Linked DNA regions of Homo sapiens: region 1 is linked to region 2. Evidence: chromatin loops called from intact Hi-C (ENCODE). Cell type or tissue: PC-9. All regions are shown on one strand. Each heading gives the region's core, and the rest is flanking DNA. Links, peaks and the distances in the headings are about the cores only. Region 1 has its middle 67 kb from the start of PGRMC2. Region 2 holds the start of LINC02615 (long intergenic non-protein coding RNA 2615).

Evidence for each region. Hi-C counts contacts between places; a loop is a spot of excess contacts. Peaks named below come from ENCODE experiments on the same cell type or tissue, not always from the same donor. Only the 100,000 strongest peaks of a DNase experiment are listed, where the experiment ranks them.
Region 1: a loop joins it to region 2, with 11 times the contacts of the local background. A loop is called at or near these places in 2 of 110 quality-filtered maps.

What each region holds. Positions count from the first base shown.
Region 1 is chr4:128,352,667-128,357,075 of GRCh38, reverse strand. No RefSeq gene overlaps it. Among named protein-coding and RNA genes, the nearest start is that of PGRMC2, 67 kb to the right of the region's middle. In PC-9, for the core only: no CTCF peak of the experiment used is centred there; DNase peaks (open chromatin) are centred at 2,505 and 3,025; H3K4me3 peaks cover 455 bases; H3K27ac peaks cover 2,987 bases.
Region 2 is chr4:128,425,519-128,429,927 of GRCh38, reverse strand. LINC02615 (long intergenic non-protein coding RNA 2615) reads right to left here and starts at 1,912. Exons shown (of 9, transcript NR_125882.1): 1 at 1,630-1,912. In PC-9, for the core only: CTCF peaks have their summits at 1,771 and 1,978; a DNase peak (open chromatin) is centred at 1,867.

The sequences.
Region 1 (4,409 bases), core at 81-4,080, 73 kb after region 2:
GGATAACTTTCCTATCTCAAGGTTCTTAAGATGTGATTACATATGTGATTACATTTCGAAAGTCCCTTTTTCCAAGTAAGGTAATGTTTTCACAAGTTCCAGCGATCTAAGATATGGATATCTTTAAGGGGCCATTATTGTACCTACCACAACTTTCACCTGTAATATGAAGGATGTCTTCATTTGGGCTCCTGCAAAAGCAGACCCTGAGACTAGGATTTGAGTAGAAGTCCCACGAAGCCCAGTAAAGGAGTGGGGCAGTCAGGTAGTAAGGGAGGAAAGCAAATAACTTGTGAGTTAAATGAGCAGGATACTACTACAGGCAACTAGACTAAATTCTCCTAGGGACTGTGTACAACACACATTAGAATAGTCCCACCTCGGGGAAAGGAAACTGGAGCATTTATCCACCAGTTCCCATCATTTTGTAGTTAGGGGTCACATTAACTCCCAGTGCACTTCCAGCACTTCATGCTTCCCTGCCTGTGAACGGGCTCCACAGCTAGCAAATATTCCTGGTGGAGACACTCAACAGGCTATAAACTTGTTCCATCTGAGAGACCTCCGGAGTGGACCAAGAAGATATGAGTGGGTCATCAACAGCATCTGAATCAAGGGGGTTGGTGTTTGAGCCAAGTGTGGCATTACGTCTCAAAAGTTTCAATGCTCATATCCTTTGACCCAGCAAATCCACGTCCAGGGAATGCGTGCTAAGAGTATAACTGCAGACAGGTGCAATGATTGCTTATAATATTTTAAGGAATTAGAAATTATTTAAATTCCATTAATAAGGGATTAGTTGAATAACTTATGGTGATACAATTGAACATTCTGCTACATTTGGATATAATTAGGTGGGTCTACATTTATTGATAGGGAAACCAGTTCCTGACATACTGCTGAGTGGAAAAAAAAAAGCAGGTTACAAATAGTAAGCATATTATAAATCCATTTATGTAAAATTATGTATGTATAATATATATGTGTGTGTATGTATAGCAAGATGTCTCAAAGAATGTTCATCAAAACTCTAACAGTAGTTATTTCTAGGAAGCAGAATTTCTCATCCTTTATACTTTCTTCTTCATGCATCTCTGTATTACAAAAAAATTTACAATAAACAATGTATTGTTTATTAATCAATTACAAAGACACTTGCAATTTTTTTAAAAAAGAATTCAAATTTGCCCTAAAAGATAAGCTTCTATTTAGTTCTAATATGATAATGTCAATTATCATTATACATCTCCATTTTAAAACTACATGATGCTGAGGACCCCCTTGTATTACACAAAATGCTTAGGGCATATTTGGAACACAGCAGGTACTTAATAATAATTGACGTTCATCAGTATGAAATTCAATAAAACAACACACGGAACAAACTGGGTCATGGTAAAATTTTCACAATGCATGGGATGACTCCCTAGGGAGCTGAGAGGCCTGGCGTGGCCTTATCAGGCAGGGGCCTGCTCTGGCAGACAAGGAAGGCCTGCCCTTGCACAGACACACCCATGCCATCCCAGAGATAGCATCAGAGCCCTGCTCATCTTAGGTAGAAGTGAAAACAAAGGCAACTGTAGGCTTGCAGTTTTATAGCATGAACGAGACAAGTGGAATCTGTGTTAATCTGTTAGAAATTAACTCAATGGTTTGTCTCCTGAAACTCTAGGCCTTCCTTGCAAGAGCACTCCACTTCCTGTTATGCACAATGGCAAAGCTGACTGGAACTGCCCAGAGGAAGAACAAGTGGAAGAGTAAGTCACGGTGTGCCCATAGGGCAATAGAAATTTAAAAGAATATTTAGGTGTGGGACTTCACATCCATGCCTCTTTTTCATGTCTAATAGGGAAAATGTCTCACCTGCTCAGGTTGCTCTTGGACTCTCATTTGTTGCTCAGAATCTAAATAATGAGCAAATAGAGGGAAAACAGAAGAGTGGAGAAATCCCCGTTTGTGTATATATTAAAGAGCTGAGAGAGGCAGCAAGAGGAAGGAGGGAGAGAGACCAGAAAATCATGTGGAATAGGTGCCAGGGAGTTTGGGGTTTGTGAGATAATAGTTGGAGATTAAGAGCTTTGGGGATCACCTGATATCCATATGGAAGAAAATGAAGATAACAGTAAAGTAGATTTTAAGATGCTTTTTCTATAGTAAGAATGCATACCCCACACTAACATCGAATTGTATACTTTAAATGGATGAATTGTATGGTATGTAAATGACGCCTCAATAAAGCTGTTTTTTAAAAAAGAATACTCCGTTCCAAAAAAAAAAAATGCACACTCCACTTTGGCAGTTTACTGAGAGACTGCAAAAATATTTGAAGAATCCTAATTACCATTTAGATACCAGACCATTCCTTTGAATTCATTCTTTCACAGAGGCTGAGTCATGTGGAACTTCAACTATGTTTAGGTTCTGGTAGGTTAGAGAAAGGACCCTTAAGATCCTCTAGTCTAATGCTCTCATTTCAAAGGTGAGGAAATGAAGCCACAGAGGTTAAATAAGTCTGCACTGTCACACAGCAGCAAAGCTGGGAACTATGGAGGTCTGATCTCAGGTCTTTCGAAATGCACCATTCCACCCCCATGTGATGCTCTTCCTGCTTTTGTTTACAGAAAGAAACAATTTGAGGATAAGCATGATTAGAACATATAGTTATTATGCCCATGGTTCAGTCTAGTTGTTCTGACCTTTAAAACGAGTCAGTCAGACTGGCACCAGTCCAATCAGTTGCACACCACTGCCCAGCTAACAGCCTGGCCATGGAGATCCGGCCTTCCCAGCCCAAGCCTGTAGAACAAACAATCCCCACAATGGCAATGTTACTTTCACCTCCTTTTGAAGAACAATAGGAAAACAACAATAGATACCTAACATTTATTGGACACTTATCAGTGCAGCAACTTGGGCAGAGTAGTCAGAGCCCTATGACACTGAAATTTAGAGAGTTCAAATTTTAAGTAAGAACTTTAAAACTACTAGATGTCACTAATGTAAATAACACCCATCTGTGAATCACATCAGAAGTTTACAAAGTTAATTATGGGATCGCATTTCTGATGCTCTCCCAGGATGGCTCTGGCGCCTGCTATGTGCTAGGCGCTGGTCTAGACATTTTACATATGGCACCTCTTTTAATCTCCACAATAATTCCATCACATGGGTATTAATCACCCCACTCTGTAAGTAAGAAAAAAAAGAAAAAAACTGAAAACATGATGGGAGCAGGACCAGGCACATAAAAGATAAGTTCTGATGTCAAGAAACAGCCTTAGGGCTCAAGGAGGGTATCTTTATGATGTAACTTAAGTCTGTACCAGAAGAGTTCTCCTTTATCCCTAAAGAGTCACCTCAATGCGTATCATTCCATCATTAGTTTCACCCTTTTTTTTTTTTTTTTTTGAGACAGAGTCTCACTCTGTTGCCCAGGCTGGAGTGCAATGGCACGATCTTGGCTCACTGCAACCTCCGCCTCCCGAGATCAAGCGATTCTCCTGCCTCAGCCTCCCAAGTAGCTTGGACTACAGGTGCTCACCACTACGCCTGGCTAATTTTTGTATTTTTTAGTACAGACGGGGTTTCGCCATATTGGCCAGGCTGGTCTTGAACTCCTGACCTTGTGATCCACCCACCTCGGCCTCCCAAAGTGCTGGGATTACAGGCATGAGCCACCACACCCAGCCTAGTTTCATCCATTTTTAACTTAAATACCGTTAGTAGTCACCCATAAAATTGAGAATACCCCTATGCATTGATCAGAGTCAGCAATGCTATGTTACAGAATAAGCTGGAATCTCAGCAGACTAACATGATAAAAGTATTTCTTGCTCATGCAAAGTCTGATGCAGATGTCTGGAGCCATTTTAGAGGACCAGGAATGAGATAAGGAGAGCATGGTAGATATGCAGGATATTTCAGATTCAGAGCATGGAAGATCAAGAAGCTTACAAGTAGAGAACACCATTTCCACCCACATTCCATTAGCCAGAAATCAGTCACATGGCCAACCTAACTGCACAGGAGTCTGAGAAATGTAGGGAAGTGCAGAAATGGGTGGGCTTTATAATATCCACCACCTTCCCAAAATAATTCTATGTTTGGTTCTTATTTGTCAGCACATCAGTTAACAAGAATTAGTAGCAACAATAGATACAAGTAGTATGTAGGAGTCTCTTCTTCAGGACAGGACCAGAAAGGAAGAGATGGAAAAGGGACAGTGACAGAGACATATATACATATTTAATAATTTTATTGGGTTCTGCCTGACTTGAAAGATCTATCTACTAAGCCTTGCTGTGTCTCCAGCTCATTGGCTGATACTTCCAATAACTTTGGCTGGATGCTGAATTAGACTTTAAGTTTTGCAAGTATAATTTCTTCCAGAGATATCAGAAATAAAGCTA
Region 2 (4,409 bases), core at 203-4,202:
AAAACTATTCTAAAATTCATATGGAACCAGAAAAGTGCCCAAATAGCCAAAGAAATCCTAAGGAAAAAGTATAAAGCTGGAGGTATCACACTACCTAACTTCAAATTTTACTACAAGGCCACAGTAACCAAAACAGTATGATACTGATACAAAAACAGACACATAGACCAATGGAACAGGTTAGAGAACTCCGAAATAAAGCCAGAAACCTACAACTGATAATCAACAAAGTCAATGAAAACAAGCAATGGGGAAAGGATGCCCTATTTTATAAATGGTGCTAGGATAACTGGCTGGCCATATGTAGAAAATGGAAACTGGACCCCTTCCTTACACCATATACACAAATTAAGATGGATTACATACTTAAATGTAAAACCTAAAACTATGAAAACCCTAGAAGAAAACCTAGCAAGTACCCTCTGGACATAGGCCCTGGCAAAAATTTCATGACAAAGACTTCAAAAGCAATTGCAACAAAAACAAATATTGACAAGTGGGATCTAATTAAACTAAAGAGCTTCTGCACAAAAAAGGGAATTATCAACAGAGTAAACAGACAACCTACAGAATGGGAGAAAATATTTGCAAACCATACACCAAAGGTCTACTATCCAGAATCTATAAGGAACTTAAATAAATTAACAAGCAAAAAACAAACAACCCCATTAAAAAATGGGCAAATGACGTGAACAGACATTTCTCCAAAGAAGACATACATGCAGCCAACAAGCCTATGAAAAAAAGCTCAATATCACTAATCATTACAGAAATGCAAATCAAAACCACAATGAGATACCATCTCACACCAGTCAGAATGGCTATTATTAGAAAGTCAAAAAATAACAGATGCTGGTGAGGTTGTGGAGCAAAGGGAATGCATACACACTGCTGTTGGGAACGTAAATTAGTTCAGCCACTGTGGAAAGCAGTCTGGAGATTTCTCAGAGAATTTAAGACAGAACTGCCAGCAATCCCATTACTGGGTATATACACAAAGGAACATAAATAATTTTCCCATAAAGACATGCATGCATATGTTGATCACAGCACTATTCACAATAGCAAAGACATGGAATCCACTTAGATGCCTATCAATGGTGGACTGGATAATGAGCATGTGGTACATATTATATACCACAGAATACTACGCAGCCATAAAAAACAGTGAAATCTTGTCCTTTTCAGCAACATGAATAGAGCTAGAGGCCAGTATCCTAAGCAATTTAATGCAAGAACAGAAAATAAATACTTCACGTTCTCACTTATAAGTGGAAGCTAAACATTGAGTACACATGGACAGAAAGAAGGAAACTAAATACCTGGGCCTACTTGAGGGTGGAGGGTGAGAGGAGGGTGAGGATTGAAAAACTACTTGTCAAGTACTATGCTTATTATCTGGGTGATGAAATAATCTGTACACCAAACCCCCATCACATATAGTTTACCCATGTAACAAACCTGCGCATGTACCCCTGAACCTAAAATAAAAGTTGGAAAGGAAAAAAAAAAAAAGAAGAGAATGCTAATGGATACGGGAATATGAAGCAGCCACTGTCCCCAGGGCTGGGATACAGTGCCCAGGGAAGGGTCCCCAGCCACTTCCCAATCCAGGGTTGAAATCCATACCTCACTGAAGAAGGAAGAATCCAAGTTCAGTGAATGGCAGAGATATCGCTGTGGTGTCATACTGACCAAACTTGCTGGAAACCTGCTCTCTGGAACTTGCTGGAAATTCCTGACACTTTTTAGGGTGTCAGGAAAGGCGTTCACAGGGAGATGTCACATTGGAGCATTCCACAAAGTCACCCAAGAAGAGGTGAAAGAGTACGCTGCTGGCCACTGGGTGCTGCTGGTTGCCAGCAGGACCCAGGTGCTGGAGAAACCACAGGCATTCCAGGAGCTTGCATATAAAAATGGTCAGACCAGGAAGCAAAGCCCGTTCCTCCTATCATGTCTCTCATGCACCCTCTACCGACAAAGATTAACATGGTGCCATCTGGCAAAGAAAAATATTTAAAGGGCCCATATCCATTTTCTCAGAGCATGCAATGAAGAGTGAATTTGTAGCTGTGAGGCAATAAATTGATACCCTATATGTCCTTCAAGACGAGAACATCACCTATTCTTTGCTGAGTTTGGTTCCAGAAAAGTTCAATGTTGTAATAATTATCTTCAACAAAAATGCATAGTTTGTTGGTGTAAATTCTTCCAAGAAGCATATAAAAGGGTGGTGAAAGGATTGTGGAGCTTTCCAGATCCAGAGACCCGCTATGAAGGATATCAGCTGCAGCCACGTGCCTCATGAGGATCAGCACAGAGTAAGAGAAGCCATGCTGATTTATCCTGCATCTGCTCCCATCCTCTGAGGACACCTTGCTGCCCATCAGATTTTACATTCTTGCCTAACTAATTTGAGAACATAATCTAAGCTTACTCTATGTGTATACTGTTGTCTCCTCCACCGAGCTATGTTCTACTGAAATGCTACAGCATGCCATGGAATGTTGTGCAACCATTACACATGTTATTTAAAAAGAGTTCATGATTAAATGGAAAAATGCTTGTGTTATAATTATAAGTGAAAAGGGTAGGATGCAATATTATAATATGTGAAACAAACAACACTACATAGAAATAAAGAGCAAAAAGAAATACCCCCAAATCAATCACTATCTTTAGGTGGAATCAGAGTAATTTTCTTCTTCTTCCTATTATTTTTCTGTAATTTATGTATTTACTATAGTGACCACGTACTGGTTATACCTTTGGGACAAAACAATCTATCTAACAATAACAACAACAACAATAAATATATATATATACTTTTAATTTATTTATTTACATTTATGTGTGTATCTTGAAGTCTTAAACTGAGCCAAGGTTTGGGAACCAGAATTTGACAGAGTTCCATATAGAGTATCTGAACCAGTTCTTTATAGTTTACACAAGCTAAGGCGACTGCGACCCAATAGCAGTTTGGCCAATTGAGATAGACAAATTGTCTACCCTAATGAGATAGAAAACGGCAATATATTTACCAAAAAAAATGAATTCCATTCCCTGAACTTTTAGAATTATTGAGATCTATACACATATTTGAGTAGGATATAAGAGAATATCAAATATAAAGAATTAATAAAACAAGCAGGAAATAAAATATTAGCAACTTTCTTCCTTATCAATGAGACAAGCCAATCTCCTTATAGTTTTAACAGCAGTTTGGGGGAACCGTCTAAACACTGCACTCTTAATTTAGGCACATATTTCCTGAAAACTTATATTTACATTTGCCAAAACAAAGCAGTAATTTCCCCCCAAACCATGGCTATTGCTAGAACCATGAACTTCTAAACTCAACCTCCATAATTCCTCTGCAGAAACTGGCAGCCACACCTCTCAATCCTATAATAACGTGTAAGAAAAAAAGAAACCACATAATATGAAAGATATTCAAATAGCAAATAGTAAGGATTATAAAATTACAGACTAAGTATCAGACTCTACACTATCTGTGGACTCTGTTTCCCAGCACATCGTTTTTTAGGAGCAGATGATCTAAACAGCCCAGCTGAATGAAACCTACTGGAAGGCAGTGGATGACCTCATGACATCTAAGCATCCCTTCCAGTTCTAGGACTCCATTATTTAGCAGAGATCTGATGCACAGGGAACATGTTAGAAAGAAGCATTCAGTCTGTAACAGCATTTTAAATGGAAGAAAACTTGAGTCTGTGAGGAAGAGGAATGCTAAGTTGATCTCAGTTCGCCTAGGAATGTCCTGGTTTTAGCACTGGAAGTTCTCCATCTCAGGAAACCTCATCATTATGGGAAAACCAGAATGGCTAGTCATCTTACTGTTTGGATCTGACAAAGATTAGCTTCTTTGGGTTCCCGTGCAAATTAAAAGCTTTAATTAACTAAGCCTCATAAACCTTTAAACTAGTGATACTGATTTCTGCCTCTTTCATCCAGCTCCATGTAAGCACATTCTCATTATCGCCCACACAAGGGCTGGACTCTATGGGTCCTTCCGAATGGAGATCAGGAGAAGCTGTGAATGGTTAAATCCTGAAAATGTTTGAAAAAGAAGCTTCTTCTTACCTTTATTAACTATAAAGTGGCAAGCTCTCCAGGAGAAACAGGCCTTCTTTGGGGGGTTCTCTGACTATATAACAAATGTGTTCCCCAAATCCTATAAACTCACATTCAATTATTGATGAATGTTCTCTTCAGGACACACTATTCAACAACCCAGATTACTCAATAATCAATCCTATTATTTACTTGCTACTTTTTAAAGGCAATAAAAGGGATACAAATACATGATCTACACAATGCTTTATTTTCCTGTTTCCTCTCAGCCACTTCTCTCTGGTGTTTCCATGTCTCTATCAGTCTCTGTGATT